Regions from separate parts of the Mus musculus genome. Here regions 2, 3, 4, 5, 6 and 7 are each linked to region 1. A link is a loop called in an ENCODE intact Hi-C map of the cell type or tissue named here. Cell type or tissue: heart. All regions are shown on one strand. Region 1 holds the start of Klf4 (Kruppel-like factor 4 (gut)). Region 2 has its middle 180 kb from the start of Gm12511. Region 3 holds the start of Rad23b (RAD23 homolog B, nucleotide excision repair protein). Region 4 has its middle 79 kb from the start of Gm12511. Region 5 has its middle 46 kb from the start of Gm42291. Region 6 overlaps Gm12506 (a long non-coding RNA gene). Region 7 has its middle 94 kb from the start of Gm42291.

The links. A loop is a pair of places that touch in the nucleus more often than their neighbours do. Peaks named below come from ENCODE experiments on the same cell type or tissue, not always from the same donor. Only the 100,000 strongest peaks of a DNase experiment are listed, where the experiment ranks them.
Region 2: a loop joins it to region 1, with 2.1 times the contacts of the local background. A loop is called at or near these places in 3 of 42 quality-filtered maps.
Region 3: it touches region 1 in a loop (2.5-fold over the local background); 4 of 42 quality-filtered maps call a loop at or near these places.
Region 4: a loop joins it to region 1, with 8 times the contacts of the local background. A loop is called at or near these places in 16 of 42 quality-filtered maps.
Region 5: it touches region 1 in a loop (4-fold over the local background); 11 of 42 quality-filtered maps call a loop at or near these places.
Region 6: it touches region 1 in a loop (2.5-fold over the local background); 3 of 42 quality-filtered maps call a loop at or near these places.
Region 7: a loop joins it to region 1, with 4 times the contacts of the local background. A loop is called at or near these places in 17 of 42 quality-filtered maps.

What each region holds. Positions count from the first base shown.
Region 1 is chr4:55,528,722-55,532,721 of GRCm38, forward strand. Klf4 (Kruppel-like factor 4 (gut)) reads right to left here and starts at 3,754. Exons shown (of 5, transcript NM_010637.3): 1 at 3,146-3,754; 2 at 2,909-3,029; 3 at 1,278-2,262; 4 at 997-1,161. The coding sequence starts at 3,150. Gm12506 (a long non-coding RNA gene) reads left to right here and starts at 3,989. Exons shown (of 5, transcript XR_390585.4): 1 at 3,989-4,000. In heart, CTCF peaks have their summits at 1,709 (motif pointing left), 2,724 and 3,795; DNase peaks (open chromatin) are centred at 1,690, 2,340, 2,640 and 3,850; H3K4me3 peaks cover 3,198 bases; H3K27ac peaks cover 3,039 bases.
Region 2 is chr4:55,747,921-55,751,920 of GRCm38, forward strand. No RefSeq gene overlaps it. Among named protein-coding and RNA genes, the nearest start is that of Gm12511, 180 kb to the left of the region's middle. In heart, no CTCF peak of the experiment used is centred here; a DNase peak (open chromatin) is centred at 2,201; H3K27me3 peaks cover 434 bases.
Region 3 is chr4:55,347,489-55,351,488 of GRCm38, forward strand. Rad23b (RAD23 homolog B, nucleotide excision repair protein) reads left to right here and starts at 2,554. Exons shown (of 10, transcript NM_009011.4): 1 at 2,554-2,939. The coding sequence starts at 2,874. It overlaps Gm42290 (a long non-coding RNA gene), which reads right to left and starts at 714. Exons shown (of 3, transcript XR_881289.3): 1 at 507-714. In heart, a CTCF peak has its summit at 2,150; a DNase peak (open chromatin) is centred at 2,403; H3K4me3 peaks cover 2,772 bases; H3K27ac peaks cover 2,243 bases.
Region 4 is chr4:55,648,990-55,652,989 of GRCm38, forward strand. No RefSeq gene overlaps it. Among named protein-coding and RNA genes, the nearest start is that of Gm12511, 79 kb to the left of the region's middle. In heart, CTCF peaks have their summits at 2,201 and 3,058; DNase peaks (open chromatin) are centred at 1,482, 2,412 and 3,222; H3K4me3 peaks cover 1,756 bases; H3K27ac peaks cover 2,238 bases; H3K27me3 peaks cover 233 bases.
Region 5 is chr4:56,360,460-56,364,459 of GRCm38, forward strand. No RefSeq gene overlaps it. Among named protein-coding and RNA genes, the nearest start is that of Gm42291, 46 kb to the left of the region's middle. In heart, a CTCF peak has its summit at 1,885 (motif pointing left); no DNase peak of the experiment used is centred here.
Region 6 is chr4:55,603,398-55,607,397 of GRCm38, forward strand. Gm12506 (a long non-coding RNA gene) reads left to right here. Exons shown (of 5, transcript XR_390585.4): 2 at 2,218-2,393. Among named protein-coding and RNA genes, the nearest start is that of Gm12511, 34 kb to the left of the region's middle. In heart, no CTCF peak of the experiment used is centred here; a DNase peak (open chromatin) is centred at 1,754.
Region 7 is chr4:56,220,208-56,224,207 of GRCm38, forward strand. No RefSeq gene overlaps it. Among named protein-coding and RNA genes, the nearest start is that of Gm42291, 94 kb to the right of the region's middle. In heart, a CTCF peak has its summit at 2,455 (motif pointing left); DNase peaks (open chromatin) are centred at 1,964 and 2,454; H3K27ac peaks cover 490 bases.

The DNA.
Region 1 (4,000 bases):
ATTATGAACTAACCAGTACCCTGGAGCTCTTGTCTCTAGTTGCATATATATCAAAAGATGGCCTAGTCGGCCATCACTGGAAAGAGAGGCCCATTGGACAGGCAAACTTTATATGCCCCAGTACAGGGGAACGCCAGGGCCAAAAAGGGGGAGTGGGCGGGTAGGGGAGTGGGGGTGGGTGGGTATGGGGGACTTTTGGTATAGCATTGGAAATGTAAATGAGCTAAATACTTAATAAAAAATGGAAAAAAAAAAAAAAGAAGTTGGCTCTGTTGAAACCCAAAGGATCCCATGCCATTACGCTGGGTCCAGAATGCCACCCGTGGCTAATTTCTCCAGCAGAGCCGTTCTGGCTGTTTTCATAAATGCATCTGGAAGACTCTACCCACTAAAAGACTACCTGTGCGTTCTTTGTTATTTCGAGACTCGGGTTCTTGACCAGATCGGTCTTGAATCAACAGGATTCTTTCAACTTTGGTATTTGTAACTCCAAAGTTGAGTGTCACCCTACCCAGCTTGCAGGGACAGTTTTACACCAGAATCCCTGCAATGGGAACCATTAAATTCTTCAAACGTAAATACGATCTAATTATTCTAAAGACCAGAATAGAGTCAAGGGTAGGTAGATCTAAGAGGAGGAGGAGACAACAATGAAAATAATCTAGAAAATTTAAAACTTTTCTTTTAAAGATACCGCCACAGTTTTGCATTGCAAAGTATAACTTCTTGATTACCAGGCTAGGAGGGGCAGGCACACACAGGAAACTCCCTATCTTTTAAAGGCCCAATGAGAAACTGCACATTCAGGCAGCAGATAGCATCCATCAAGCAAAAGGCTTCTGGGCAAAACCATAGGCGCCTGTTTGCTGCCCTCCTCTGTGATCCAGGAGATGGAGAAGAGATACACCCCAGCACCCAAGAAAGCCCTAAGGAGCCCACAGCCAGCCTACGGAGCAGACAGGCACCAACCCTCCTCCACAGTGCTGGTTCCCTTACCTGTGTGAGTTCGCAGGTGTGCCTTGAGATGAGAACTCTTGGTATAGGTTTTGCCACAGCCTGCATAGTCACAAGTGTGGGTGGCTGTTCTTTTCCGGGGCCACGACCTTCTTCCCCTCTTTGGCTTGGGCTCCTCTGGCAGGCAGGAACCCGGTGGCATGAGCTCTGGGAGGGGGGGGGGTAAAGAAAGTGGGGTCAACTTCAATCTGGATAGTCTCAAGATCCCCAGAAACAAAGCTCCCAGCGCCATCTCTACCAGCCAGTCCCTTCCCCCCACTAACCTTGATAATGGAGAGAGGGGACTTGTGACTGCATCTGGTCTGGCAGGAAAGGAGGGTAGTTGGGCCCCGGATGGGGATGGAATCCTGGGGGAAGAGGCAGGCCAGGGTGACAGTCCCTGCTGTTCAGCAGTTCCTCGGGACTCAGTGTAGGGGTAGTCCTGGTGGGGAGCTGCCGCCCCAGGGGGAAGTCGTGTGTGTTGGGCCGGTGGCCGTTGCTGAGCTGGGGTCCAGCGCTCAAATGGGCCTCTAGGGACCGGCTGACCGTGCAGGACGGGACCGCCTCTTGCTTAATCTTGGGGCACATGCGCGGCGGGCCACCGCTGTAGGGCGCCACTACCACGGGGTGGCTGCCGTCTGGGCTTCCTTTGCTAACACTGATGACCGAAGGGCTGCTGTACTCGCTGCCAGGGGTGGTCAGAGACGCCTTCAGCACAAACTTGCCCATCAGCCCGCCACCTGGCGGCTGAGGCTGCTGTGGCGGAATGTATACTGGGTCCAACTCCGGCCGCAGGAGCTCAGCCACGAAGCCGCCCGAGGGGCTCACGTCATTGATGTCCGCCAGGTTGAAGGGGGCCGTGGGAGGTGGCGCAGATTCTCGGCTGTAGAGGAGCCCTCCACCTGTGTTGCTGGCAGCCACGCCCGGGTCACCCCCGGCCCGGATCGGATAGCTGAAGCTGCAGGTGGAGGGCGCGCTGGCAGGGCCGCTGCTCGCCGGGGAAGACGAGGATGAAGCTGACGCCGAGGTGGTCACGGTGGCGGCCACCGATTCCTGGTGGGTTAGCGAGTTGGAAAGGATAAAGTCTAGGTCCAGGAGGTCGTTGAACTCCTCGGTCTCCCTCCGGGCTAGGAGGGCCGGGTTGTTACTGCTGCAAGCTGCACCAGCTCCGCCACTCTCCAGGTCTGTGGCCACCGTCGCCGCCAGGTCGTAGGGGCGGCCGGGAAGTGGGGGAAGTCGCTTCATGTGAGAGAGTTCCTCACGCCAACGCTGCAAGAACAGGGAGGGAGAGAGAAACTGTTAATTGTAGCACCCTGTTGCCACCCCTAATATTGACTTGTTGGGTGAAGCACACCAACACCCTGCTATAGGAACTGGACAGAACAGGAAGGCAGCCTCGGGGACTCCAGGGGCCACACTGCAATCTCAGCTAACACCAAGGTAAGAGGTGGCGCGTTCGTTCTCCTGCAAGCTAGTGCCGTCGCTCCACCAGCCCAGTCCTCTTCCCCGCCAGATCCGCGGGACGCTCCAGCCGCCCACGGAATTGGGACACTGGGACACGGTGGCTTTCTCCCCATGCACCATAGCCACCGGGTCGCCCACGCGCTACGATCACTCCGGCCCAAAGGGTCTCGAGACTTGTCCACCTAAAATATAGTGGACTGAGTGCGCCCACCCCACGGTCCGGACGCCCGAAGACTAGTGGGGAACCGCTGTGCGCCCCTGGCGGTACCGCAGTGCCGGGACCACACGCACTTAAGGCCGACTCAAGGGCCGAGGAGCCACCTCGGAAGGCTGTAGAGTTCCAATGGAGGGCAATCCTTGTCCTAACCAAGGACTCTTGGTGACCCCCGGATTCCGCCCATACACCCCACCCCATCTGCAGAAATCTACAGGGCACTAGCGCGACACTCACGTTAGTCGGGGCACCTGCTGGACGCAGTGTCTTCTCCCTTCCCGCCGGGCCGGACGCGAACGTGGAGAAGGACGGGAGCAGAGCGTCGCTGACAGCCATGTCAGACTCGCCAGGTGGCTGCCTGCGGGCCGGGCGGGGCGCACAGGGACCAGGAGTCAGGGGACACCCTGGCCACTGCTCCGAAGCTTCCCTCCAATCCTCACCCCTTTCTGTTCCCAAGTCCAACATCTCACCTACCTCATTAATGTGGGGGCCCAGAAGGTCCTCCGGAGTCCGAAGAAGAGAGAGGGGTACCTGAGCCCCAAAGTCAACGAAGATTAAAAACTTTAGAAACAAAACCTCAAACCAAAACCCCCAGATTGCCCGAGATCCTTCTTCTTTGGATTCAATATAAACCGGCGATGTCTTTAAAAAAGTTCCTTTGTATACAAAAATTCTTAGAAAAGTTGTAAACTCTTATAAAAATAGACAATCAGCAAGGCAGATAAGTAGGTCCGATGGCCAGGCTGCACGCTCTTGGACTCAGCAGTGTCCCCCACCGTTGTCGCGGCCACTGTGGCTGTCGGCGGCGCGGGGGCTGTGGTCCGGGCGGTGGGCGGGCGGCGCCGCCAGGTGAGAATGGCCGCGGTGGCGCGGAACTGCGAGCTGGGCGGTGGCGCGGGGTGCGGAGTCCTGGGGACTGTGCCGGGTGCGCGCGGCCATGGGCGCGGGTCACGGGCGGGTTGCTGGGTGGGGGGCTGGAGGGGCGGGGAGGGGCACTCGGCGGCTCCGGGTGCCGCCGCCGCCCGCCACCGCCTCTGCTCCCCGCGCGCCCGGAGCCGCGCTCGCTCTCTTGGCCGGGGAACTGCCGGCGGCCGCCGCGCGCTTCTTACTTATAACTTCTCGCTCGCTTGCTCCCCGCCTCCTCCCTGTGGCGGCGCGCGGGGCTCCGCCGCCAGGCCCCGCCCCCTGCCTTTCTTCTCCCCGCCTTCCCGCAGCCCCCACTGCGCGTTGCCATGGTAGCTAAATAAACAAACTCCGCGCACGTGGGGGCGGGGGCGAGGGAGGGGCGCGGGCGGGGCGGGGCCAGGCCGTGACGCCAGCCAGGCAGCT
Region 2 (4,000 bases), 220 kb after region 1:
GAGACAGGCAGGGCCTCACAAGAAAACTAGGCTGGCTTGGAGTTCACTGTGCATCCTAGACGTGTTTCAAGTCTAGATCCAGGTGCTCCTCCCTCAGGCTTCTGGGACTAGAGATACTGGCGTGGAATGATTTTCTTGGAAGGACTGTGAATGTAGGGCCTCCATCTGATGCCTCAATGCTCACCACTGCACTGGTGGATATGTCACACTGTAGAGCTACCCAGATTTTGAGCATATGGTTCATACCCACGTCTAGGTCATTTCTCACTGCATGGCTAACCCTGAGCCTGCAGACCAACGTCAACATCTTCTCTACCACCTTACCTGATCTTGGAACAACAGTTGCGCAGTGAAGGCCAAACAGAAGGATGACAGCTTATTAATAGAGGGAAACAATGCCTGTCACAGAGCTGTTAAAGATGGGCTTCCATCAATGTGAAGCTTATGCCTTGTCCTACAATCCAAAGGATGAAAAACGGAAGGGACAGAGAGTGTCCTCTTTTCGGAAGTAGTTTCCTTTTAGGCCAGGGATTCTACAGTCTTTCTCCAGTCAGAGCCTGCACTGCTCCGTACCCCACCCTCTGGAAAGTATCAGTGTAGTCAAAGCCACCCACCAGCTCCCTGATCATTTCATAGGTGTGAAAACTCAGCCACCAACAGTAGAAGACTCTTGGCCAAAAGCGACAGCAAATCCCCACGTGAGCGAAGATGAGACCGTGGTAATGAGACTTCTTCTGCTGAATATCCAGGTGAACCTTTCAAGAAGTTTCAGGTTTTTGAACAAGGGGCAAAACAAGTTCTAGATCATGAAAGTTTTTGTCTTGAGGAAAATGCTTTCTTCACTTGTGATCCTTATTCAGAGCATGAATCAAAAGATTTGTGCAACCTTCAAAACTACAGTTTTGGACCATCAAGGAGGCTCAGTGGGTTAAAAAAAAAAAAGGTGCTACATAGTCTGACACCCTGAGTTCAATCCCCGGGCTCTACACACCTACATAATAGAAGAGAAACAGCTCTTGTAGTCTGTCTTCTGACTGCTACTTGAGAGCTGTTGTACACACACACACACACACACACACACACACACACACACACACACACACACACTAACGTGCAATAAGACTTTGAAAAGAGAAAGCAGTTCGAATTAACACATTCCTTGCAATGCCTGTACTTAGGCATGGAGCTCAGCAGTTGTGACAAGCTCACAGGTAAGGCTGCCCCATCCAACTTATATGGATGCCAGCTTCTAATAAAGTCTTGTCAGTATTGATAAGCTTGAACTGCAGTCTGTATTTATATATTCAATCATTTATTGTACATTACCATGATATTATCACAAACATCAACTTGCTTGTTTATAAGTTTATCCATATGAAGAATTTGTGACATTCTTTATTTCTAGAAGACACTAGAAGACCTGTGTGTATGTGTGTGGACCATGTATATGCTGGTGCCCCCTTGGGCCAGAGGTGCCCCTGGAACTGGAGTTACAGACATCGTGAGCCACCATATGGGCACTGGGAATCAAACCTAGGTCTTCTAGAACAGCAGCCAGTTCTCTTAACCACAAAGCTGTCTCTCCAGTCTCTATTTTCAATAGCTTTTAAGACCACAAAGAGAACAGAGAGCAAAGTGTTTGAAGATTGCTAGCAAATCCTCTTGGTGACTTAGTACCTGAATATGTGAAATAGCATTAACATACATAAATGTATGCTATATATACATTTATGTGTATGGGCACATGTACAGCATATCTATGTATATATGTACACACATATATGTATACACACATACACACACACACACACACACACACACACACACACACACACACACACATGGGAGTGGGAGGATGAGCTAGTCTGGAGCTGTTAGTAGGACTGAAGATTACCTTAGTTCTTCTTATATCTGGGGATGAATAAAGAAGCAGGGTGGGTAGGGCCTTTGTCTACATTTGGACCAGAAAGTTGCAGAAAGGGAGCTTGACTGAAGGCCAAAAATGTCATCAAACCCCATTTGTAGAGTTCTTCAAGAAGTCCTGGTGTGGGCAGAAGGAGGGGAGCCCAGGACAGGGACTTGGCTGGCTGGCTAGGACAGGAACGGCCTTCCCGGCTGGGCTCTGGCACCTGCCTCTGAGTGCAGCCGCTGGCTGAGCAGTCTGAACAGCTTGGGTTCCTGGAAACGCGCATCAGCACATTAGTTATTGTTTTATCAGCAAAGCGCAGAGGCGGTGGAGAGCAAGGGACAGATCCTGTTACTCCGGACAAAATGCCTGCTTGGTTATGCATGAGCAATGTTTTAGGGACGATTCCCAGCCTTGGTGTGAAAGCAGATGTTGGATTCTTTTTCCTTTCTTTCTTTCCCCTGATGCAGGAAAAAGGGCGGGAGCCAAATGTCTGAAGCTGAGTTCCCACACGTGATGGCCCTGGAGTGACTTCACAGGAGCTTCCCTGTCAGGGCCCCTGGGACAGGGAGAGCCTCCACGTGCAGATGGAGTGACAGAGGTCACTCGGTAGGTACCACTGTCGATCACCGTTTGGCTGCGTTTCTCTCATCCCTTTCCAAATGTTGAAGGTTAGGTTTGATAAGCAGCAAAGCATGGGGGCTGTAAGCCTTGAAAAGGTCTCAGTGGTGGCGCACGCCTTGAATCCCAGCACTCGGGAGGCAGAGGCAGGCGGATTTCTGAGTTCGAGGCCAGCCTGGTCTACACAGTGAGTTCCAGGACAGCCAGGGCTACACAGAGAAACCCTGTCTCAAAAAACCAAAAACCAAAAACCAAACCAAAACAAAACAAAAAACCTGACCTTCTTATGACAGGGTCAAAAAATTCACTTTCTTTCTTTCTTTCTTTCTTTCTTTCTTTCTTTCTTTCTTTCTTTCTTTCTTTCTTTCTTTCTTTCTTTCTTTCTTTCTTTCTCTCTCTCTTTCTTTCTTTCTCTCTTCATTTATTATTTATTTACTTATTTTTTTTTTTTTACCAAATTTGATATTTAACTAACATACCTTCTCTTCCAAAAATATTGCTTATAAGAGAAGAGAAGCAACAATTGAGGGTATACAGACTGATGCTCCAAGCCTCAGTCTTTCCTATATAAAAACGGGATACTGCCCCTTCCTCTTCCCTTTCTTCTTCTTTCCTTCCGTCTTTATTTTTTCTCCCTCTGAGTACTCAAACCACAGCTGTGCAATATGTGGTATTTTGATGTTTTAAAAGAGACAGAACTTCTATTCAGAGGTAACATAGCTTCTCTAAGTACTTCCTGTATGCCATGGACTGAACAACTCATTGAGCCGAAGCCTTGTTTTTAGAATGTATGTAAGAATGTATGCATATAAGTATGTATGCATGTATGTATGTATGTATGTATGTATGTATATATGCATGTAAGTATTATGTATGTATGTGTGTAAGTATGTATGTATGTACGTATGTGTGTAAGTAAGTATGTATGTATGTACGTACGTATGTATGTATGTAGGTATATATGTACAAATGTATGTATAAACAGGTTCTCACTATGTATTCTAGGTTGGCCTTGAACTTGTCATATTTATCAACCTGGCTTTGAGATTTCAGTCTTCCCTCTTCACTGTCTCTCCTGAGAGTTGGAATTAAAAGCTTCAACCATCCTGACATCAGAAAGCCGCATTTCATGGTGTGGTGGTTTGAATATGCTTGTTCCAGCAAGTGGCTCTATTAGGAGGTGTGACCTAGTTGGAATAGGTGTGGCCTTGTTGGAGGAAGCGTGTCTCTGTGGGCAGGTACAATGAGACCCTCCTCCTAACCACATAGGAACCAGTCTTCTCCTAGTGGCCTTCAGATGAAGACAACAACCCTTGGCTTCTCCTACACCTTACCTGCATGGACACTGCAATGCTCCCATCTTGATGATAATGAACTAAACCTCTGAACCTGTAAGGCAGCCCTAATTACATGTTGTCCTTATAAGAGTTACATTGGTCTTGTTGTCTGTTCACAGCAGTAAAGACACATGGA
Region 3 (4,000 bases), 180 kb before region 1:
TGGAAGTAAGTTGCTGGGGGTGCTCTTGAAGGGAGTTGGAGACCCCCGTTTCTTCCCTCTCTTAGCTTCTGGGTACCACAAAGCAAGCAGCTCTATGACTGTGCCTTCTTGATACAACATACTGTGTGGCCATAGGTCCAAAACATGAACAAGCATGCCCCGACTTAGACCTCTGAAACCATGAGCTAAGAGACCTTTCCTCTTACGTTGATCACTGTGACATTTTGTCATGCATGGAAGTAAAACGCAAATATAAAGAATGTGACATGGTGCAGGTGCCAGCACGCCTTTGATCCCAGTACTTGGGAGGCAGAGGCAGGCGAATCTCTGAGTTCGAGGCCAGCATGGTCTACAAAGTGAGTTCCAGGACAGCCAGGGCTGCACAGAGAAACCCTGTCTCGAAAAACAAAGAAAAAAACAAAACAAAACAAAACAAAAGAATAAAAGAATGCGACATGGTTTATGTTTTCAAAAGACAACTCTGATCTAGGGATACTGGTACATACCTGTAATCTCAGCACTCAAGAGGGCTGAGGCAGGAGAATTGCAAGTTTCAGTTCTGCTTGGGCTATATAGTTGAGACCCTGTCATAAGAAACAAAATCAAAACTAAAGCCCCCAGTTTAACATTGGGTGCTTTGGCTGCTGGACTGTTGTGGGATTGGATGCGAAGCCTCCTTAGAAGACAGCCACTGCTGATGGTTGTAGACATGGAAATCATGGGGGGAAGTGGGTAAACGTGTGGGTACACAGTGGAGAGTAAATGTGATAAGACCTGACCCTGTTTTGGATGTGGTGGCTAGGCAGCAGGAGTCAGGGAAGAAAGGGACTTAAGGATGATGACGATGTTTGGATCTGAGTACCTAAGAGGTGGAATGTCATGAGTGAGGGGAGAAATGGCTTGAAGGGAAAGCCCATAAGGAAGTCAGTTGCTACCTTTGCCCATGTTTTTTTCCAGCATCTGGTTACGCTGAAAACAGTAATACTGCTTTGCCTTTGGCTGACCCTATAGCTAAAGGGAGAGATCCCAGCTGCCAGTTTTTCAGAGCAAAAGTTGAGCATACCTGGTGACTAAGACTAGTTCCACAGGAAGACAGCCTAGCCGGCAGAGAATTCGATATTTATCATAGTTCAGGGACATACCTTGTCGGTGGAGAGGGGGCTTGGTTAGGGAAAGTTCCATGACAAAATTATATCCTAGCTTCTGGAATCATGAAAATCCAAATAGCGATACTGTAATCATTGATGGTGCTGGCTCAGAGATGGGGGATGCTCATAATTGTCCTCACTGTGGTCTGATGGTAACTGCTTTTTCTTCTTTTTAAGTCTAACAGGGGTCACTGCACTATTAAGAGGCAGCATACAGACAAGCACCTAAAGTGTCACTTACTATTGTGGTGCTTATTACCCGACACCTCTGCACTCTGGTCTTATCGCTGTGTAAATAATCATACAGCTACAGCCAAGCACTTAACTTTGTGTTCCTGACTCTAAGACTTACATGCATTATCCCACCCTCTCCAACCACCAATTAGCTGAGTGACATCTCACCCTTACTGCCAAGGAACCAGAAGCACGTCTACCTATTTTTCTAATATTTACCTTGTACCTACAATGTGCTAGGCTTATTCTGTAGGCTTTGGGGCACAACGTGGGCAAAACAAAATGCATGCCTCTGTGTAGCTTCAGCCTGGGGACCAGAAAAAGAAGAGAAGACACACACGCTAAATACACATAGTGTAGAGTACCCAGAAGGTGATGAATGGTTACTGAGACAAGTGGAGCTGGATAATGAGATCCGAATAAGATACTTTAAGTTGGATAGGCAGGATAGAGTTCAAGAAGGCGACATTTGAGCAAAGATTAAAAGGGTCCACGTGCAAAGGAAAGCAGCGCTTGGGGTGAGGCGGGGGGGGGCGGGGGAAGGGGGTGAGGAGAGGCAACCGCCTAATATCTACCACCAACACCTAAACGAAGCAAAACGATAGAGGGAAAGGCGTGACACAACTAGGCCTCCTTCTTAAATCCGCCTTTCTTTAGAGGTGGGAGGTCCCAAGGCTGGTGAGAGAACACAAGACTGGCAAGCAAGCAGTCCATGGCTGAAGTCAGTCTCAGAATCAGGGAAGCAACCGGCATTACACATGCTCGACTGGCGATGTGCGCCCCTCCTGGGCCGGCCCTCGGCAATCCTTGCACTAAGGCTCCGCCCGCTCCACCGCCCTCAAGGTTCCGCGCTCGCTGAGCCGCAGCCACTGAGCCGGGACTCCACGTAGCCGTTCCCCGGCTACGGGTTGCGCAACTCGCGCCGCTGGGCGGAGCCTGGATGTAGGCGGAGCCACTGCAGGACCGCGGAGCGGACCAGGCCTCCGCGAGCGCCTCTGCTTGCGAAGTGCGCCTGCGCACGCCGGTGCCGCGCCGCACGATATTCCAGCCCCACCCATCGCCCCGCCTCCAATTCCCGGGCGGAGTTCCTGTTCACGCCTGCGCACTGCGTCGCCGCACCCTGCGCCTGCTCAGATCGCCCGAGTCTGGCCCCATCCTCCGGGTTTTTTTCTGGTGGGGGAGGGGTCACGTCTCGGCGAGTCACGGTGATGGCGGCCACCATCCTGTGGTGAGGTAGCGGGTTCTCTGCGTCTCTCGGGGAGTCCCTCGCGCCTCCTGCGGGCCCAGTGGCTGGCGCGTGAGGAAGCACCGCGGGTCGAGCTTACCGGGAAAGCCGCGGGAGCGAGCGGCGGCGCGGCCAGGGGAGACGCGGGGCCCGGGGTGAGTGCGACTCCGGGCGAATGTGACAAGCCCCCCCACCCCCACCGCCTTCCTCCCGAGAGCGCGAGGATCGCGGCCACCCCGGGGCGGCCAGGCCCCGGCTTAGGCACCATGCAGGTCACCCTGAAGACCCTTCAGCAGCAGACCTTCAAGATCGACATCGACCCGGAGGAGACGGTATGCGCCGCCGGGTTAGGGGAGCGCGGGCCCGAGTCGGGGCGGCGCGGGAGGGCCCCAGAGGGGCGTCGGGTCACCGCCGGCTTTGTGGCCGACAACGAGGAAGGCCCGGGGGCAGATGGCGTGGAGCAGCACCGGTCCGCGTGGGCGCTGGTGGCCGCGGCCCGGAGCGCGTGGTCGTGGGGACGGAGGGGGAGGGGAGACCTGGCGGCCTGGGCGCTGGAGCCGGGCCTGACGTGCACAGGTGGGGGAGGGAGGGAGACCCAGGCGAAGCCACCACCCTCCGGCGACATGGCTAGGTGCAGAGGTCTAAGGGGCCGGTTACCCAAGACGGTGGGCCTTAAACGCGCCTAGTTTTGTCTGCAGCCGGGAGGGATGGTGGGGGAAAAATGAATTTTTTGGCCTCTCAGAAGGAGCCCTTTTATTTATGTCTTATTTTGGATTAGTTTTTACGATCCTTCCCCTCGCAGCCACTGAACCCACACCCACAGGTGGATTACGTTCTGAGGCCACGTTGGTGGTGAAGAATTTTGCATTAGAAACCTTCAGATCCGGATTTAAATGCGTTCTTTCGGTCGTCTTGGGAACCTGAACGCTCCTCGGACTCCTAGAATAGTAGTATTTGAAGGGAGGGAGAAAAATATAAAAACTTGGTGTTCTACAGTTAAAAAGCCGACTACTACACTTAACGAGTTCACGTGATAAATTCTAATGCAGTGGTCTCCGGTTTTGCCTGTAAAAAGATCTGTGTTAACTTTAATACAACTTTATGTCAGGAATCTAAAAAATGTCATGCGAATAAAATTTTTTCTCACGTGGAATTATGACGCTATGTCAATAGATTACTGCATATTTGTGTGGGGGGGTTTCCTTCTTCTTCTTCTTTTTTTTTTTTTTTGACTGATTGAGTTTGTAATTGAAACAACCAGGACGTGGTGTTAATTAAATAGATCCGAGATCCGAATTCTATTTGTGGCTCTATAACTCGTTTTCTACAGCGGGACAAACTACCCTGTTTGATTTTCTGAAATGGGAACTGTACCAGCTGAGATGGTGAGGAT
Region 4 (4,000 bases), 120 kb after region 1:
AGGCAAATCGAGGTGGTTTCTGCATTCGTGAGTTTATGGGAAAGAAGAAGGAAGTCAAAAAACATCTGTGGCAAATTCTGTGGGGCAGCAGATGAGGTGCTGAGACACTGAAAGTCAGAGTGATGGTCACCAGGGGCCTATACTGATCGATAAGGAGGGCAGTGAAGGGCTAATGCGTTGTGTGCATCCATTATCAATATTAAGTGAGTGGCCACTGTCCCCATACTGACCAGGCCAGTCACTATTTCTGTCCTCAGATATTCTCAGGCCAGAGGAAAAGCAGCTAGGTAGGCTTGATTGATGTCATAGTCATTAGCTACATTCGATGCAAATAGGGAAGATGGCTGATGGTCCAGAGGTTGGCTTCTGTAAGGAGTAACCATTTCAACAGACATTTGTGTCAGCGATGTAGGGTAACTGAGAAGAGGGTGTGCCATGTCTGCCTGTGAGGTACTTGTAGTCCAGTTGTGTGTTCAAGCTTCTCTCTCTGAGACCTGGGGCCTTGAGAGACAAAGCCTTTTCTTCTTCAGGACTCAGCCTCATGGAACCAAGGAGGTGCCTAGGGAAGGGTGGGTGCTTCTCTGACATCTCAGCTTTTTGGAATTTAGCCTAGTAGTTAAGAACACAGCTTCTGGAAGTAAGCTGTCTGGGTTCAAATGCTGTGCTCAGACTTTCATATTGTGGCACTTTCTGTACACTCACAGCGGGGACAATGGCATCTACCTTCCAGGGATATGGTAATGTGACTATCACTAGTCACTAAAGCTTTGACCAGACCACACATTTCTGATGTACCTCGGTTGATCTGCTGTACCTGGCTTCCCTCATCCCTTCTATCCATTCAGTCTAATTATTATGGGTCAAGAACAGCAATTGTCAGTCAGTGTGCTGGGAGCTGCAGAATCAGCCAAGTCACATCTATCCTTGGAGTCTCCTCCTCTGAGGTGGTTAAATCTCAGTCTTTCTTAGGGAATACTTCTTTGCCTCGTCCACCCGGACAAATAGATATTTGTCATCCCTGTAATACCAAAAAGTGGAGAGGGAGGGAAGGAGGGAGGGAGGGAGGGAGGGTGTCCGTTCCTTTTCCTCATAACATTTGGCTTTTTAGGAGAGTCACTGTGCCAGAAATTTTGGAATATCTTGTTACTTTAGACAACGGAAGACAGGGAGACTTCTCATTTTTAATTGGGAGTAAAAACTTGTGTATGGAGCAGAGGTGAGGTTTCCACAGGTCAGAGAACTCACCTCTGCTGGGCTGGATTGGAGCTGAGGAGGAGGGGCAGCAGAACTGAGTTGGCTTCCTTCCACGAAGTGAGAAATCGCCACGGCATGGATGATGCAACTGAACGGAGATGGTGCAGAAAGTCCTATCAGCACATTGACTCACCTCGCCCAGCCTCAGTTTCCCTTTGTGTAAAAATAAGAGGTCCGAAATTCTTGTACAGGGCACTAGGTTTACCCGAGGGCATGAGCAGGAGAATGCCAGCTGCAGACAGATTCACAGGGAGGGAGGGTGCTTGTGGGATATGAGGGCTTCCACATCTAGGCACAAGGAATATTCCTCCTTTTCTGTTTTCTGGGTCCCTGCATAGCTGGCGGCCCCAGTGAAGGGCTGTAGGGGGCAGCCTGAGTGTTCTGGCTGGGGGTGGGGTAGGGTGGGGTGGGGTGGGCAACAGCTGGACAAGTTACTGGGAAATCATATTATTTCAGACTACTAGGTATTCTAGGGGCGTAGTGATGATGGTGGATCTTTTCTGTTTTATTTGATGAAGTTGGCCTTGATAAATGCTGCTGCTTTGTTTTTTCGCTCTCCCACATGTTTGTAAATCTTCGAAACACGCAGTTCCAGTATAAAAGGGAGGTGTAGAAGGGACTTGATTTGAGCCTGGCTGGAGGCATGCAGCTTTTGGAGTGGCAGCTTGTTGTCACCTTCCCCTGAGACAAAGGCTGTATTAACCTTGGGAGCATCAGGCTTCTTGGCCACTTTCTCTGAGGCCATCCTGATGTGCATTTTCCTTTCTCATCTCTAGGGAGGCAGCACACAGAACGCAAGGCCGCCGAGGATGGAGAGGGTAGGGCTCTGCGAGGTGCCTCTCCAAGGCCTGGGTCCCCAGGTCAAGGGCAAGATGTGCGGTGCAGGCACTCCCGAGCTGGCTGGCGCAGCAGCTAGGATGCTGCGCAGAGCGCTGCTGGCGGCGTCGGGAACTGACCAGGCCGCGTGTGAGCGCCGGGATTCCTGCTCCGGCCTTAAATATGCCGGTTATTTTTATCCCCCTACGTCAGGCCAGCGAAGGCCATCCCACCAGTGGCCGCGGCAGGCTGCTACACAATGTTTCCCTTCAGTCGGGAGGGGAAATGGAGGGAGGCCAGACTTCCTGATCACATGGTGCTGAAGTCAATGAAAAAAAATGAAGGGGGACCCCTCCCTTGCGCTGGGGTGCGCGGGCCAGGGCCCCCCACCCACCCCCTCGGGCCGCGCGGCCAGGGAAGCGCAGGCTCGCGGGCGGGCGCGGGGCCAGGCGCAGGACCGGGCAAACATAAACACCAGATCGGGGCAGTAATTGGCGGCTCCGAGATCGCTGAGGAAATGAGAGGCTTGTACGAAACATCAGCCGACAAGAAACGGGGTGATGTCAGACAGCCTTCCAGGATTAGAAACCCTTAAAAGCTCCGAGCCCGCGGCGGCTGCGGAAAAGCGCTTTCGGTCCTGGCTCTGCGGGTAGGAAGCCCGCGGACTGCGGACGACTCCGGGCTCCTCTCTTCCTCGCTCTCTTCTCCTCTCTTCCCCCCCCCCCCCCCCCACCCGCTCTAGTCTCTTCTCCTTGAATTCCCTTTTTGATTTTGAACTAAAAAGAAGGGGAAAGACGTCAATTTCCATGTCTAAAGCATCTCGCCTCCCCTCCTCCCTCCTTGTATCCTGTTACTACTTTTGGACTAACAGATCCTACTCAAATCAAGCAGGAGGGGGATAAATAAAAGTTTAGCTCTGTTGTCCGAGTCTCTTCGGTTTCTTCTTACATTCTCTTAGAACTGCGAGTTGCAATACTTAGCACACACAACAGGGGTTTTCTAGCTGCTTCTCTGCTCTCCAGTCTTGAGGGCAGCTTAGCTAACAGTCAGTGGCAGGTTGTTCCCTAACCCACAGGAGCCTCCTGTGACCTTACGGTAGAAGCTGAGCCTCATTTGTTCATTGCCTGCATACATCAAAAAAAGCGCCACTTTTCCAGGCGTTTCTCTTTCAGTGTTTACCTGGATTAAAGGGGGTGTGGATGTTTGGAAAGGGCTCGAGCCCCTGCAAGGAGAGGCACCCAAGGCACCCTTTTCAAAGGATGATTTATGTTTGGGTTTTCTCAGATAGGGGCGCAAAGAGTCCGTTCCCTGTCTCTGTGACAGGTGAGCTCCGCACCTGGCTCCTAGCTTTGGGATATTTCAGCAGCTTCACACAGCACTGTCACTTACTCTCCTTTAAGGCAGGTTTGCTCACCTTTCTTCCAGAGACCCAGGAAAGGGTCACAGCTGGGCCAAGTTTGTACAACCTCAGAAGAAGAATGGGGCTAATTCCAAAGACATAGGTTTAACTCATTGCTGTCCACTCATTGTACTCCCCTGCAACACTGTTGAATCTTTTGATAGTTCCCTCCCATGGTTGACAGTCACTTGAGCCAAGTATATCATCCAGTTATACCACCTGCTGGGTGGCAGATAAAAGGCTGTTTTCCAGCTGTTCTCCACACATCTGTCTTTGGTGACTGGGTGCTCTGAAAAAAATCACACGAGGAGGCCTCGTTTTCTAGTACACCCCGGTTGTCCTAGGTTAGATACTGATGTCTCCTTTCCTTCACTTCAGAGTCTTGGGGTCTTGATGGCCTGTTCTTGCCCCCTGTCCCATCACTTCTCTCCCCAGCTAGTGCACATGGTCTGGGGCTTGTGGAGGGGCTGGTGGAGGGACGACAGAAGTATTTCAGGTTCTGAGTTGTGTTATGGCAGGAGATAGCATTAT
Region 5 (4,000 bases), 830 kb after region 1:
TAAGGCTGAAAATAAAGCAAACAAAAGCTTACAGAGCTAAAGAGCAACTCAGTGTAACTGGTAAGTTTCACCATCACCTTTCCAGTGATGCAGAAACTGGGGCAGAAGAAGGATGTAGAAATGTAGAACTTTATAGACACCACCTATATCTACGGGCCTGAGCGACTATTCCTCCCCAAAGCATCAGAGTCATGTTGTTCAGGCTGAAAACATGGCTCAGGAGACCACAGCACTTGCTACTCTTGCAGATGACCCCTGTTTGTTTCCTAGCACCTACATGGTAGCTCCCAACTGTCTGGAACATCAATTCCAAGGGATCCAATGCAGTCTGCTTAATGCACACATGCATATATACATACACACATAATTAAAAATAAATAAATCTGTTTAAAAAATAAATATTTTCCTCCAAAACTTAAAAAATTCTCAGAAAGGACTATATTTCTAACCATAAAACAAGTACATAAAGACATTTAAAAGGGCTAAAATCATCCAAAGTATGTTTTCTGAATTCATCAGAATAATCTCAGAAATGGGTAAGAGGAAAAATCAGAAATGTGAGGAAATTAAACAAAATATCAGAGGGTTAAAAAGAAATGAAAGGATACACCTAGAAAATACTTTAAGATGAAAGATATTCACCATATCAAAGCTTATGCAACAGAACTTAGGCCTTGCTTAGAGGGAAAGTCACAGATGAAGTCACCTATACTGGAGGTTCCTTCCGAGGGATAGAGAAAAACGTGAGCAAGAAGCGTTGAGCAGAAACAAATGCAAAAGAAAATATAAAATTAGAAAACAAATTAATGGGATTAAAGTTGTTTTGCTGTAAAGCTAACAACATTGACAAACCTTTAACTGGACGGACCAATAGAAAAGAGCGTCGCCCTGTCCCGGTGGCCATCTGTTACTGATCCAAGTCAGGAAGAAAATCATCTTTGCTTATAATATCCATCAGACCTAAGACACATCGGATGCAACTTCTCCTTCTGTGGGGCACTATGGAAATGCATATGCTTTCTTCTAATAGTATTCAAGAATAATCACGTTGCATACTAGTGTACATAGTCTTGTCACCAAAGTAGTGGGTGTCTATGGATCATCTGGTGCCTTTACAAAGGGTAAATTTGTAAGGAAAACACAGCTGTGTCATAGAGATGGCTATGTTGTGTGGAAGAAACTTTTAGTAATGATTTATATCTTTTCCCTCACACTGTGGTTAATATGAAGTCGTTAATTAAATTGTAAAGCCAAGTCAGTTGATAGGCGGAGGTAGGTTAACAGCACAAGTGACTGAGGAGTGGGAAAGCACAGATTGATAAGGTCTTTATCTTCTCTTTTGAGAGAATCCTTTAGAATGTGCAGCATAGAGGGAAGAGAAGTGCTGGGTAAATATATCAGGCTTGTATTCCTAGGAACTGGTTATGTCCCAACACTATGTAAGGACTAAATCTGGCTTTTAGTATCTATATAAGAGTATTCAGGAAATAATTCACATATTCAGGGCTCATAAGTCAAAGTATTAGACAAAGAGTAATGGCAGGATAAGGGCAAGGAATATAGAGCGGCTTTAACAGAGGACGATCACTTCTCTACGGAAGTGAGACATGTGGCAGAGTGCAAAGCTGAGAGGGTCTTTACTTAACGCACAGTCCTCCTGCTGCGTAGTGAGGCTTCAAGTTCAGCGTGCTCTCTGTCCTGCTAAGTGGCTCCTTCCAATACCACAGATAAAGGCTAGAAGAAAGAGCAAAGTCAACTGCTATATCCCAGTTTGAACTTGATGACTTCTGGCCCTGAGAAATGTTTCCCTCCAAAGATCTTCGAGTTTCCGAGCTGGCACTAGCCAAACGCAGAGTTATGTCTAGTGCCACCTAGTGAAATGAATGAATACTTAGCTTTTACAAACCAGAACTAAGAAAAGGCTAAAAGCATAAATCAATAAACATAAAAGAAGGGAAAAATATAACTGGAGCGAGGGAATGCCTCACCCATTATTTCAGTAATGGGATCTATGGTTCAGCTAATGGAAGGGATCTTTATATTTAAACAGTTCTTCATGAAATTACTATCCCAAAGTCTTGGTTGGCTTTTAGGAGAGAAAGACATCTGAGTTAGAAGAACTAAGTGTTAGTTTTGAAGGTGGGAGTTGGAGCCCACTAATGGAGAAGAGGGGAATGTGAAATTGTGTATTCTTTTTTGCCCAGTCCCATTCAAGGGTACTGAGCTGAGCATGTTCACTTCTGTCAATTTCTTACTTGGTAATTTTGTATTGTTCACTCGTAACTGACAGCATTAGAATATGTTGACCCTCGATATCAACAATACACTCTGTGTCAACTTCTGGATCTCACATTCATATGCATGCACTCGCACATACACACATACAACACAAATACAAATATAGATATATAGATTACACACACACACACACACACATACACACACAAGCATGATTGCCAGTACATACACAAAGATAGCAAATGACTCAACCTCACTTTCAAAGCAGTTCAAGGTACTCTGTCTTTGAACAAGCAATTGAAAATACCTGCAGAACCTTGAGAAGATAGATGCCAGGGGTCAAGTTTGAGGCAGAGCTGCTACTGACCAGGCTGGCTGCAGAAAAGGGACCTGAGGACATCAGAGTCAAGCTGGCTTGACCCTCACAGTGGGGAGGGGGTTGAGCAGGGGAGACTCTGGGCTGTCTCCTGCTCAAAGTTAAAATGATGCTGGTAGCATATTCTTTAGCTGTTGGAATAATTTTCTCATCACTTCTCACATTCCTTGCTATCGCTCCCTTATGGATGAGGCCTGTAACCTTATTTCAAAGCTCCCATTCTCTCTGAGACAACTCTAAGACCTCAGAATGTGTTGTAACAGACACTGGATGAGATTATTCCCATGAGTCCAAACCGATGTTTCAAAGAGTAAACTGGCTGACCACCTGCTTTATTTGCTGTTTCCTCATCCCTAAGGAATGAGCCTCCCCTCTGGCTACCTGACCTACAAGGTTGGATGAAGGGAGCCAAAAAGCTATTTCTCTATACTGATGCCCCAGGAGCTAACTCCAGCTGGATTCGTAACCTGCAAATTGTACATTGGTGATGCCTATGTACTCAAGCCAGAAGGATCTGATGTAGCTGAATGCCACGCCTGAATGAGAACTTGCCATCTCATCCTGAAAACTGGCAAGCTGGGTATGTAAACGCAGAGATGAGTTATCCATCCCACTTTTGAAATACTCTCATTCTGTAGCAACTATGGCTAGAAAAGTACAATTGTTATCAAGAGATAAGACTAGAGGAGAACTATTTATTAATTCTAAAGAGGTATTCACAGCTGGGCTGGGGAGATAGCTCAGCTAATAACGTGCTTGCATTCTAAGTAGGAGGAGCTCAGCTCAATATCTTGGATCCATATTAAAAATACAGTCATGCATATGACTCCCACTTGTAATCTCAGCTCTCAAAGGGTAAAGATAGGAGGATACCTGAAGCTTACTGGTCTCCTTGGTAAGTTCCAGGACAGTGATTGACAGCTCTCTGGAGAGAAGAGCCTGAGAAATGACAGCTCAGGCTGTTGTCTTGCCTCCACACACATGCACACATATGCATGTATAGGCACGTGTAAAAGGGCACAGAGAGGTGGGAAGTAATGTCCTTGAAAGATGACTGATTCCAAGTGTCCCATGTTCATATAGATAAAAGAGTGTGTCACTAGGGATCCTTTGCAAGGCAGAAGACACACACCGATGAGCCAATGAAAACCGTAAACACGCAGAGCTTAGGTACAGTTTGCATCCGTGGTCAGCAGTCAACGCTGGAAAGTATCATTTGAAATTAAAATTTGTGACATCTGGGGAGCCAAACAAACAGGACAAAGAACAAACCGTGTCAGCATTCCTGCCTAGCAACCATCAGCAGAGCCAAGAGTGGCTATTCCCCAGCTGGACACATACACTGTGGTTTATCATCATCCTCGCTCTCCATGCTGTAACTCCATG
Region 6 (4,000 bases), 75 kb after region 1:
CGAAGAGGGATGGGAAGTGGTGAGGATTGAGTCTGAGAGGCATCTGGGGCCCGGTATTCACAGTACATGAGAAGAAGTTTCTTTGTCTTTCATTCGAGGACACCAAGAAGCTTGGCGGGATGTCATGAATGATGTTAGCTGAAGCTAACAGTGCATGCTTATTAGATGGCATACATTTCTCCAGTAACTTGCAATGCACCTGGCAATAAGGACTGGGTAGCTGCCATTTCCATTCTTATTTTGTAGACGAGGAAGCTAAAGTTCAGAGATGTCAATCCACGTCTCCAGGGCCACACAGGTCATTTGGGGGCTGACCTAGACTTCGAATCCAGGCTGTCTGAGCCTAGGGAAAACTGCCTAAATTTACAACTTTCTCCCCTCTGGTTGGAGCTGGAAGATGATCAGCTTGTTTGATTTGTCAGTTCCATAGGTGGGGTGGGGCAGGGGTGGGGGCTGAATATGGGCTTAGGCAGAGTTGAGAGGCTTTATGGCACTAGAATGAACAGCTGTGTGGATTCATTCATTCAGTAACTACTTAATGGGTGTCCATGTGCCAGGTCCAGAAATAGCCAGGCTGGCTTGAGAGTGCTCTGGAGAGGTCTGGGTTTTTGAGGGGTGGGGGCTGGTGGTAAGAATCAAGAATGACCTCACTACATAGGGAGAGCTGTTTCTACACTCAGTGCATAGCCTACACCACTGCTTTAGGGCAGAAAGGAAGATTGCTGGAAGGTTCCATCTCACAAGTGGGATGCCAGGACACCTGCAGCCAAGGTTTCCTGCAGGCCCCTTCTGGCTGCCATGGCCTCCCCTTTGGCTGAGTATGAGGTCTGCCTTGGCTTTGATTCCCCATTAATTACCCTTGGAGGTAATCTTCTAAATGCCAGTAATGACCACATGTTAATTTCCTTCTCTCCTGCTGTCTCGCTTCTCCCCGCTTTAATGGGCCATGCAAGCTTGTTGGGCTGTTTACCAAAGCAGACCGGTTAAAGACGTAAATAAATGAATTTCTCTTGTCTGAAGGATCTAGAGGTGGAATTAATGTGAGAGGAGTAATTTACAGGTGAATAATTACTTGGATTCCCCCAGCAGAGAGACCCGTTCAGCTTCTCTAATTATTTACCTTCCCCCAATTTTCTTTGCTTTGAACTGGGTAGCATGGAGGTGTACGGGGGTGGCATGGGGAGCCAGAGATCTTATTTTGGATTCCCCCCTCGATTGTGAAATATCTCTTGGGGAGGGGCCTCATTAGGATGCAAAGCTGGCCATCCGAACACTCTGTGCACAGCTTCATTTGGATGCCTTTGCGTGTACTTGGAGGGAGATGCTATTGCCAGCCCTATTTATGGATGGAGAAGCTGAGGTTCTATTGGGCGACACCATTCTCCACAGACTCCTCATGGAAGAAGGCTGTGACTCAAGCCAGCTTCCTGACTCTCCCTGGCTCTAAGCTGTCCATAGAGCATCTTCACCTGCCTGCTTGCTGTCTGGCATCTACAGTTGGTGAATTCTTTTAAACATACCATGCAGCACAACTCCCTTCTGCGAGAAGCCCCAGTACTCTCTGCCAACAACCTGCTGTCTTTCCCTTTAGGCTGGTGGCCGCGCCCCTTCCTTACGCAGCTCATTTTCCATTTTAAGATTTCCTGTTTGAACTAAAGGGCAAAGATCTAGATGTATCAGACTGGAGCCAAGCTTCTGTGTGTATAAAGGGGAGCTCTGGCCCCTGCCCTCTGTTTGTCCACTGGCTTATCGATGGAGCCCAAGTCCCAAGTTCAGAGGCTCCAGTTCCTTCCCGATTTGCTGGGTAAAGTCCAGCCCTTCCGTGCGGGCGGCCAGGGCGGGTGGCCAGCCTGGAGCCAGTGGTCATTTATGGCTGGACAGGGCTTCCGTCCTGCCTGGTAATCCATTGGCTACAGCTAACAGACAGCTGGACAACTGAAGGACAGGGGTACTAAGGACACCCCATTTTTTTTCTTTTTTTTTTTTCTTTTTCAGCTTAGTGCTAAGCCGGGGAATGAGACCAACAAGGCCAGTGCTGTTGAGGGCTGCTTGAAGCTACAGGTCTTTCAGGGCCCAGATGGCTTTCCTGGCCTACCGTGCACTCCCGCTAAAACTAGGAGCTCCGCAGCCATGGCCTTTCCCAGAGAGACACTTAACTGGTGCCATTTTTATGAGGGATAATAAGACCGATATCATTGCTGGTATGTTGGTTCCAAGGTCCTTTCATCTCCTACGCCTCATCTGATGTAGAGGACAGTCAGGAGTCGTCTAGATGCTTATCATCATGGTGTTCCCGAGGAACCACCGGAGCCGGAATCGATGGCTTTCATTGAGCAGTCCTTTCATGAGTCAAGTCCCCATAATTCAAGTCCCCACAGGCTGAGGATCACGAGGTAACACTGGTGCAGCCCCCTCTTTGGATGAATTAAAAGGAAAGACCCCCCAAGCTCAGGAGAAGCTCCCAAGGGGCCTCTGTGTGTGCTGTATGGGCAGAAAGCGGAGGGGGCAGAGCATCCTGAGCCACTGCTTTCAAGAGGTTCCTTCCAAACCCTCTGAGGACCAGGAAAGGGCCGTAGCTCTCACAGGCACCTCGGGGAGATCCTTGTCTACCGGAGTCAACACATAGACTTACCTTAGATGCTCCTGCTATGTCCCGCCCCCATAAGACAGCAGGGCCTCCCAGTGGATGGTGTCCCTCTCCCTGGAAGGTATTTACCTGTTTGGTGACTAGCTTTGTGTCCTGGTCCTGAAAGGTAGCATGGCCCAAGACACTGGACGCTTTTTTTCTATGGAATGAACATCTTCCCTGTCCCTACACCTACCTCTCTCCTCTCTCCCACCACCCCCCCTCTCGTGAGCACACACACATATACACAAACACACACACACACACACACACACACACACACACACACACACACACACACACACACACATGGTGCCATTCTGTACCTCAGACCTATTAGATCAAAAGGCAAAATGAAGCTTCTAGAATAGTGTAAATTGCTAGCTGGGACTGACCTAAAGCAGAACTCTGGGTCTTATATGTGTGTGCTCCAGAGACCAGGAATTTGGTATGGGGAGACTCACATTCTGATCTTGCTAGTAATGCTTTCCAGTTTCAACTTTCCTTGTCATGTTCTGTGGCCAACGATGTAGGCCCCTGTGGCAGGCTCAGGTAGCCCCTTTCCTGCTTATTAATTGTTGGGTTTGGGAATGGGCACCGAGTCCCAAGGGAGAACGTCTCCATGTGGAGGGGACTCTTCTTTCCAGTGCGGAGGCTAGCTTCTGCCTGGGCTGTGTGGCTGATCCTTGTGATGACAAAGATGGCTGCTGGGCCAGGTGCTAGGCAACCTGGGCCAGGATGGGTGGTGGCTCTGTCCCCTCCAGGTCAGCTCCCCCATCTGTTCTGTGATGAGAATGATGTGATACCTGGAGCCCTGGGAGCCTGGGAATGAAAGGGGGTCTTAGGGCTTTCCTGAGCCGTGGTCAACCCTGGAGCTAGGTCTATGCTGAATCCTAGCTGGGTCTATCCCTCTCCCCTTCTCTGTCCACCCTTGACATTGCTGACTGGGGGTGTGGTCTGCAGCAGGAGGAGGCTCAGAGACTTGCTCAGAGCATTGCTGGGAAAGACTTGGAGGTCTATGCTGGTCCCTAGCCTATAGCTAATGTTCCTTCCTGGGGATGAAGATGCCCCTGGCCCAGCCTGTCCTGCTGCCAGCTCTCTGGCTTTGAGCTGTTCCCAGGGAGTCCTTTTCTCTGCTGCCTCATTCACCTCTGCTTCCTCTCAACATTATCTTTCTCTCTTCTGACTCTCTTGGGGTGAGGGTGGGGAGTGGCTGCTACAGCCCAAGGTGAGGTCAGTAAGGACAGGGGCTTCTAAACCCCTGACCTGCTGCAGCCCAGCACAGGGACTTGGGCCTCAGGTTTTTCATCTATGGAATAATTATTTCTTCCCAGGCTTGTGAAGATTCTATGAGATGATAACGTACTTCAAGCC
Region 7 (4,000 bases), 690 kb after region 1:
AGCACAGGCCTTTCCTAGCTACATCTTGCCAAGCCTGCCTGTGGGTCTGGAAATCAGGGCAAGGCAAGATTCCCACGTACAAAATTAGATCTTGGAAACAGGTTAGTTGTCTTGGACAGACTTAGCACGATGGAATGTTATCACAGTGCTGATCTACACACGGATCTATATGAAACTGAAGTGAAATCGTGCTGTCTTTCTGAGAGAAGCTAGCAGCCTGAGCCAGCAGATTCTGCCATTCATCCTTGCACAAAGGCAAAAATTGAGTTTCTAGAGAGCGTCTAGGACCGACCTTGCTGACACTCCACCCTGGCCCCTTACCCTTTCCATTATGGGTGGAGGGTTAGGCCTTTTGTAACATTTTGTCCAGAGGAGTCTCATCATGTCCCACAGAAAGAGGCCAAGTTCAGGTTTTTCTTTACTGCAGAGACACTTCATTATTCAGTGAGATGAGTGAATCAGCCTGTGACATATTGTTGCATGGCAACAGCAAAGGGCGCATCAGAGGCCGTGTAAACGTCCCTTGCCACCTCTAGGTCATTAATCTGGAGCAACCCATCGGGTCGACGTTTCTCTTTCCATGTGTTGTGCATCAGTCATCAGTCACTTCTGTGGTGAAGAAGGAACACAAAAAATTTTACAACTAGATCGGAGGAGGGGGGGCACATATTTATCTGAAAGATGGCCCGACCCTCAACAACAGTCTTGATGACCTCTGAACATCAATTATTTGCAACATAGGGACATAATGTATCTAGACAATACGATGAAACACCAGGACACTGAATAGCTAAGTCTCAAGTTGAATTAGTGCAGTGCCTTTGTCTTTGTGAAGTTGGATCTACTGGAGTTGTACACAGAAAAGGAGCTCTGCATCTCCTCTTTCTGTCCCATTTTTTAACCAAGCCTTTCTTCACTGTGGTTTTAGCTTCAGGAGAAATTAAACAATGCTAGTTTTAAAGAGACCATAATCTAGGCAAATTCCATTCATCCTTTGTCTCCTTTGATGATCACAGTAATAGGTTAACTCTCCCCTTTCCACATGGAAGGTAGGACAACTCTGTGGAGTTCCCAGTCTCTTTTGGGCCTTTGCAGTAAACTCTCTTCTGTTCAGTTAGACATTGCTTCACTCCTACCTGGAAGAAGCCTTTAGACCCAGACTGTGTGAGCACAAATCCACAAAGGACTTGCCCCAGGTCCTAGAGCCAGCCAGCCTAGAGGTTTAGATTGTAAGGCTCCAGAAACTTCAGGCAGGGCCCCCCTGCCCTTCAGCCCTTTCCTTACACATAAAAAAAAATCAAGGTCAAGAGAACCCTTTCCCAGAGGGTCACACAAACCTTGAGTTTGACAAAGAACCCTCAGAGGCTGCTCTCTTGATGGCATTTCTAACCAGGGCTTTTGTGCGGAGAAGATGGCATTGGAGGGAGCCTGGCATTTCAGGGGCTTAGCTCCTGTTTATCCTTGAATCTTCTTGGAGTCCCTGAGGCTATAATATCCATTTAGAAAGATTAAAGAGGATGTGATCGGGCCAGGACAGAAAGAGAGGTAGGGAGGTAGAGGAAGAAGAAAATAGAATTCTCTAGGACTTAGAATTAAGAGCCTAAGATGCCTCCTGAAGAGGATGCCCTCCTAAAGACACAGTGCTCCTTGGGAAGTCTCCAGCAGGTGAAAGGCTTGGATGGGCCTTTTTTTTTTCCCTCCATGAACTTGGTTTTTCTTTCCCACATTCTCAGGTGTGCTGGGAGGCCCTGGGAAGCCAGCAGACTTTTTCAAAAGACACTTCCACCTCCTAATCTCTTTGCCTACAAACCAAATATTGATCTATTTAGTAAACCAGCCAGTGGAGGAGAGCTTGTATAGCCCTGTTTATTCAGCAGTTGGGCCCCCCTGACAGCTGTTCACTGGGGGATTATGAAGTCACGGCAGTAATTACACTATAAACAGGGGATGGGGGAGAAGAAAGCCAGAAAGTGAACTGTGAGCTCTGTTACCAGGCAACATAAAATATGTAACCGGAAACCCAGCAAGCACGTACATTTCCCTAAAAGCCTCCCAGATGTCCTCACTTTGGGGCCAATGTTCAATTTCAGTTTCGATTTGTTTATTTATCCATCTTCAGATTGAAGACTGGAGCTGAGAATGTTGGAAGAGAAAAGAAACGAATCGAAACAAAACAACAAAACAAAACAAACTGCAGGGGAGAGTAGAGTTGAGCATTCCACCCAGTGTCCCAGCCTACAGGAGAAGGCTGAGGCCCCAGGTCCCTGCTATAGCAAGCTGTAGAGATCAGTGCACAAGGAGGTGGCTAACCCAGGCTTCTTCAGCTAAGACAGCTACAGGATAAGCAGCAAGGGAGAGAGAAGAACAGAAAAGGAGAGAGTGAGAATAAGGAAATAGAAACTGGAACCCACATAAAAGAAACCCTGGAGTCCCCTCGGCCACAGCCCCACCTAGTGGTTGCCCCATGTCGTCATAGACTCTAGTCCCTAAGGCATCCAGCAGCCCTGACTTTGTTCCAGTAGCTTTATCAGAACATGCTAATGCTAAGCTCACATCAGGTTCCCTGTTCTCAACACTTCTCCAAGCCTGTTTATTAAGATTCTAAGTTCAGAAGTGGATGCTCACGGTCAGCTATTGGATGGGTCACACGGCCCCCAATGGAGGAGCTAGAGAAAGTACCCAAGGAGCTAAAGGGAACTGCAACCCTATAGGTGGAACAACATTATGAACTAACCAGTACCCCGGAGCTTTTGTCTCTAGCTGCATATGTATCAAAAGATGGCCTAGTCAGCCATCACTGGAAAGAGAGGCCCTTTGGACTTGCAAACTTTATATGCCCCAGTACAGGGGAACGCCAGGGCCAAAATTGGGGGGGGGTTGGTATGGGGGACTTTTGGGATAGCATTGGAAATGTAAACAAGGAAAATACCTAATAAAAACAGAGAAAAAAAAGATTCTAAGGATCTGGAAAAGGACTTCAGAGTCCCATCAAGATTTGTAGCAAAGACCAGGATGACCTGTGTTTAAATTGGCCTGGCTTCTTCCAGTGCTCTACATGAATCTTGTTGTTTCTCCATGTTCCACGTGGAGCATGCACGCCCACACATAGACACACATTGGTCCCCACCTGGAAGAACACTTCTGTTGAGTCCTGTATTGTAAGCTAAACATTAACAGATTGGGAATATTCAATCTGGACAAGCTTTATCTAAAACAGAACAACAACACAATCAACATGACATGAACCACATTGGTGCTGTCTGTCAAGAATGCTGTCCACCAGTATTTTCAGACAGGATAGCTCAATAACCTGGAATTTACCAGATAGGTAAACTGGCTGACCAGCAAGTCCCAGGAATCTATCACTGCTGCTTCCCCTTTGCTGGGGTTACAAAGAAACAACCATGGCCATGTGGGGTCTGGGGATCAAACGCAGGACCTCATGTTTTGCTTTATAAACACTGTATCTCCCCCGCTCCCGAGAGTCTGGTATTTTTAGCAGAATTAACCACCTCTCCCAACTCTAGTCCTCTCTCTCTCTTCAAAGAGCTTCAGAGGTGTGCCAGAGACTGACAGAGAAGGCTTGTGGAGGCAGAGTTCATATTTCCAGGAACTCTGCAAATACATTCACATGTTGGGAGTTTGAAATACACTATCACAAAAGTACTTCCACCAAAATATAACCAAGCATTGCCAATCAAGCACTTCTTTTCTTACCCTGTCCCAGACTAATGGCTGACAAGTGTACCACTGACCTTGACAGACTGCTTTCAACTTCCCTTCAGAGTCAACATGGCATGGAGGTAGAATCCTGAAGGAACAGAACTCCGCTGAGGCTTCCACACAGGAAAATACCAAAGTAGACACGACCCCAGTGCGGTCTGAAAAGCAAAGATAGAGTTTTAGTTCTTCTCAACTGATTTCCATGTAGAGTAACCAGGCTGGTTGACTGAGAATATTTCCTTTGGGATGGATTCTTATTATGTCCACAGGTCACCCT